Regions from separate parts of the Homo sapiens genome. Here region 1 is linked to region 2. Evidence: chromatin loops called from intact Hi-C (ENCODE). Cell type or tissue: psoas muscle. All regions are shown on one strand.

Region 1 (2,500 bases), 220 kb before region 2:
GAGTGACCCAGACACTGCAGGCTCTAGGATTTCAGGGGAAGGAGAGGTCAGTGTGGGTGAAGTTGGTCAGGGAAGGGTGTGAAATTGTGGTTGGGCTTTGGGAAGGTCACATTTTAATAGATGGAGAGTTTGACTTGCTTCTCTTGCTTTCTCTTTGTCCTCTGGCAAGACACTAAACTCTCTGGTCCCTTTCTTCCATCTGGCCAATACGTTTACATAATAATCTTTAAGGGTCATTCCAGCTCTGAAATTCTATCCTATAAAAAATAAAACTGGCCTAAAGAAATAGTCATGGATGTATTCAAAGATTAAGTATAATGCCATTTACTGCAGCCTAATTTATAATGACAAAAACAAAGGTATGGAAACAAATAAAATTGAAGAGAGATTGGTTAAACAAATTGTGGCAGAGCCATATGTTGGAATATTATATTGTCATTAAATAGAATGTTTTAGAAGGATATTTAATGACAGGAATACGCTCGTGGTATAGTAAGTGAAAAGAATGATTAACCATACTGTAACTTCTAATTTGTTGAAAGAAAAAAAGAATGTTTCTGTAGAAAAGACTAGAAGGAAATGGGCCAGGTGGGATTATGAGTGAATTTGTTTTCTATGATGAATTTTGAATATTTTCAATTTGATTATAGCTCCTATAAATACTATTTTAAAGTTAATAAGATCACTTACCCCTCAGTGCAAGAGACTGGCTCCTTTGCCATCTATTCCCATGTATATATGTCCTTGACAAGTCACTTGCACGGGCCTCAATTCGGAGGTTGCATGGAAGAGAGGCAAGATACTTTAGCAGGAGGCAGGAGAGTGGCCATCTATTTTTGGCTCGGTCATGAGTCAGCTTTGTGACTTTGGGTAAGTCCCTCCTGAATATCCCTGAGCCTCAGTTTCTTCATCTGAAGAGGGGAGTTGGAGGTCACAAAAGGTCCTTTAAGTTGCAAAATATATTTGTTCCTAAAGATGGATAATTTCTCCACTATTGTGGAACTGGCTAAGAGGCCTCTTTGGCTTCTTGAGCCTGGCCTCTTTCTTTTCTCTCCCGCTCCCCTGCACTTGGGCTCTGCTGGCTGCAGGCTGATTTCTTTCATTCAGAGTTCAGGGTGAATTGGAGTAGAAGTTGAGTGACAGGGTCTCTGCGCAGGTAGGGTGTAATGACAGCACTGAACCACTAGAGGGAAGCATTGTTTGATTACTTTCCCCTTTCCCATTTTTTAGCGGCTGTGTCTGCAGGTGAAGATCAGTCTTGATTTGCCTGGGGGTTTCAAATTCTAGCATTTTAGAATTAAAAGGACTTCGAAGATCATCCAGTAAAACCCTAGTATGCTGCAGATGTGCGATGATAGAGGCCTGGAAAAGCAAGCGACCTAGTTAAAGTCACACAATGTGCTTTTTCAGGGTCTACACTGTAAAGGAAGGCTGCAGACAGAGCCAAGGGTATGATCAGTTGAGTCCACAAAGAATAGACAGGTCCCATGTTGTGCAGAAACCTAAAGGATCTACTTGTATACTTGCATTCACTGAGCGCCTCTGGCCAGGTGTTAAGAGGCCTGGAGATAGAGAAGAAAAGATATAACCCTGCCCGGAGGAGCTGCTGTCTGGCAGGGGGAAGCTCACACAAACACACAATGCTACCCCAGGTGTCTTCCCCACTATTTGGTGGTCTGCCTAGTCTAGGATCCAGGCTGTGGTGGTGGCTTGGAGCCTGGTTTATGGAAGACCCTGCAGGTGTTCTTATGAATGATCACCTCCAAGATTAGGGAGATACATTGGATACCCCAAGTTTGTATTTCCAGTTAATTTCTGCAAGCAGTGCTCAGCCTGTTCACGTGCCATGCCTTACTATTTCTTGAGGTTTGCGAGGAATCCTGGCAGTTTTTTCCCCACCTTCAAACAGCTTTGTTCCTTGGCTCTAGGCTGACTTTATTTTTGGTTTGCAGGTACCCACCAGCCCTAAGCATTGTGGCAAAGTGAAACCGTGTACTGGCCTGGGAACCAGGCAGCTCTGTGATCTTATGCAGGTTACCTTCTGTCTTTGAGAAGGGAGGTCATGTTCTCAGCTGCAGCTGTGTCATCTCTGCTAGAGAGATGAAGCGTTATCATTATATTTGGATTTTGTGTTTGGCTGTGAATACCCATTGATCTGTGGTCTAGAGAAGTGTAGCATGTGTGCACCTGAAGCAGAAGCAGGAGTCACCCTCTGAAGTGGGTGTATTCGACAAGGGGCTGGGCCTGCAGGGCCACCAGATGGCAGCAGTAGGCAGCCAGCTAGCCTTGGGATGAGGCTGGTAGAGTCATCATTCGGAATTAGTAAGGTCAGAGCTGAAAGGGCCCCTGGAGGTCACCCAGGCCTTCCCTGTTTTTGTATGGATGGGAGAACCTAGGCCCAGAAAGGGAAAGGGTCTTGCATAAGGACACACCCTGAGTTAATAGCTGATAGTCCTTGCTCTTAACAGGAACTGATATGGATCTGACCTCTAGCTGGCTG
Region 2 (2,500 bases):
GCTGGGGAGAGTGACTGAAGGGAGATCCAAGCGCAGAGCCCAGAGACTCTGGCTTAGTAGTTACGGGTGGGAACAGAAATTCACCTTTAATTTGTGCCCCAGGAGGCTCTGATGCCACCAGCCAATCCTGGCATTTGGGATCCATGGGGCCAGATAAGACCCACATGCTAGGCAGGTCTGATGCTTAACGGACCACGGTAGGTGCTGGCAAGTAGGCCACATGGTGGAAGGAAAGGAGGCCTGGACTTGGCTCCAGAGACCTGAGTTTGAATCCCAGCTCGGCCACGAACCATATGCCTATGGCCTAGTAACCTCTTGGAGATGCAGTTCCATCATTCTTAAAATAACACACTCCAGGAAGTAAGACAACATTGAGGGGTGTGGAAGAAAAGGCCAGGTGCCTAGGACTTCCCCAGATCCAGGGCAAAACCCCAAGACTGCTGGCTCCCTTGCACACTGGCATTCCGGGAGCTGGCCGAGGCGGCCCTGCACAAACAACAAACATCCAAACACAGAATTTTGTTTTTCACAAATTACCAAGAGGTGAGGGAGGTGGGAAGGTGAGCAGAGCAATAGTTAAAGGGAGAAATGTGTTAAGTTTTAGGCCTTTCTCTCTAATTCTTTCTGCTTCTGCTACCACTTGCCTGTTAAGGGACCAGGAGCCAAGGACAGCCTGGTGGGAACCGCCAGTGCAGCACACAGCCAGCTTCCTGTGGACGAGTCCAGGTGTGTCCAAGATCCAGCCCTGTGGCCTCCAGTCAGTGAGAGACATGGTCCTCGAGGTGAGGGGGACTTCCTGTCCCCATGCTTGCAGGGTTTTCCACGTGGACCCCTGCCTGTCTTGGGTGTCGGGAGGGAAAGGACACCCAAGGTCGCACGATGAGTGGGGCTCAAGCCAGAGCTGCCGACTTTCCCGCCTAACTCTGGTAACAAGAAAAGAGATGACAACAGCTTCCTGAGTCTTGGGCAGGCCCTGCTTCCGGGGCTTCCCATGCACTGTCCCGTTTAAACCTCGTGCCAGCCCAGTGCGGTGTTATCATGTCACTCTCTAGATGAGGAGCTGCCATTCAGAGGGAAAGAATCTTGCCTGAGGTCTCAGCACTGGATCAGTCTCACTGTCCTCGGGAACAACGGACTTCATTGCCTTCCATAAGCCCCCTAAGCAGCAGGCAGCGCGTGCAGAGGTCCCACCATGCGAGGTGGCATGGAGGTGCCCTTGTAGCCGGATCTGGCGACTCTGACCTTTCTTGGCCACCAGCAGGTACAGAGGGCCCTAGGGGAGGCCTTAGGGAGTGTGGTGTGCTGTCCCACAGTGCCCCCTGCAGTCCCACAGGCCAGGAAACCTGAATGTTAGTCCCCAGAAGGACCAATCAGGAGCCCATATCGCACCTGCTCCTGTGGACTGAGCCTTCCTCCTGGAGAGCAGATGGTAAATAAATACGGAGGCTAACGGGGGTCTCCTCTCACCCTCTCCCATTAGCATCTTAGACTTGGAGCAATACCAGGATCCCACGTGGGAAATTCCTCTTGTGTTTCAGGGCTTAGAACAAGCAGGTGTCTCCTAGTACGCCTGTCTACATTTCTGTTAGTAAATGATGAGTCATAAAACCCTTCACATTTTCTCTTTTGCTCTGACTGCCAGGGAGCTCGGCTAAATTTAGTGCTCAATTCTAGGCGAATCCTTTACCTGGGTTTGGGGTATAGCTATTTCTTTTCTTCATTATACTACATGTATTTTTTCTTCTTTATTTTTAAGGGTTCTGTGGTAGGTGTGTCTTAGGTGCCTCAAACATTTTTTTGGGAAAGCCACAGATTGGAATAAGAAATACGTGAATAAGATTCCCAGATTAGGCAGTGAGTAGGAAGGCGCTCCATATAGGATATGCAGACATGCCTCGTTCGACTGCGTTTTGCTTTATTGCATTTCACAGATATTGCAATTTTTTTTCCAATTCAAGTTTGTGGCAACCCGTGCTATTTTTCCAACAGCATATGCTCACTTTTTGTCTCTGTGTCATATTTTGGTTATTCTAGCAATATTTCAAATTGTCATTATTATTATATCTGTTATGGTGACCTGTGATCATTGATCTCTGATGCTACTATTGTAATTGTTTTGGGGAACCACAAATCACACCCGTATAAGATGGCAAACTTAATTGATAAATGTTATCTGAGTTCTGACTGGCTGTTCTCCCATCTCTCTCTCTCCTCAGGCATCTCTATTCCCTGAGACACAACAATATTGAAATTAGGCAAATTAATAACCCTACAATGGTCTCTAGGTGGTCTAGTGAAAGGAAGAGTTTCATGCCTCTCACTTTAAATCAAAAGCTAGAAATGATTACGCTTAGTGAGGAAGGCATGTCGAAAGCTGAGATAGGCCAAAAGCTAGGCCTCTTGCACCAAACAGTCAGCCAAGTCTGAATAATGCAAAGGAAAAGTTCTAAAAGGAAATTGAAAGTGCTACTCCAGTAGACACATGAGTGATAAGAAAGCA

The links. Hi-C counts contacts between places; a loop is a spot of excess contacts. Peaks named below come from ENCODE experiments on the same cell type or tissue, not always from the same donor. Only the 100,000 strongest peaks of a DNase experiment are listed, where the experiment ranks them.
Region 1: it touches region 2 in a loop (6-fold over the local background); 68 of 110 quality-filtered maps call a loop at or near these places.

What each region holds. Positions count from the first base shown.
Region 1 is chr11:17,978,636-17,981,135 of GRCh38, reverse strand. The region is part of intron 8 of SERGEF (secretion regulating guanine nucleotide exchange factor); the gene reads left to right. Among named protein-coding and RNA genes, the nearest start is that of SERGEF, 33 kb to the left of the region's middle. In psoas muscle, CTCF peaks have their summits at 1,181 (motif pointing right) and 2,250 (motif pointing right); a DNase peak (open chromatin) is centred at 2,275.
Region 2 is chr11:17,759,378-17,761,877 of GRCh38, reverse strand. The region is part of intron 1 of KCNC1 (potassium voltage-gated channel subfamily C member 1); the gene reads right to left. Among named protein-coding and RNA genes, the nearest start is that of KCNC1, 26 kb to the right of the region's middle. RefSeq lists an enhancer at 799-1,300. In psoas muscle, a CTCF peak has its summit at 1,314 (motif pointing left); a DNase peak (open chromatin) is centred at 1,317; H3K27ac peaks cover 589 bases.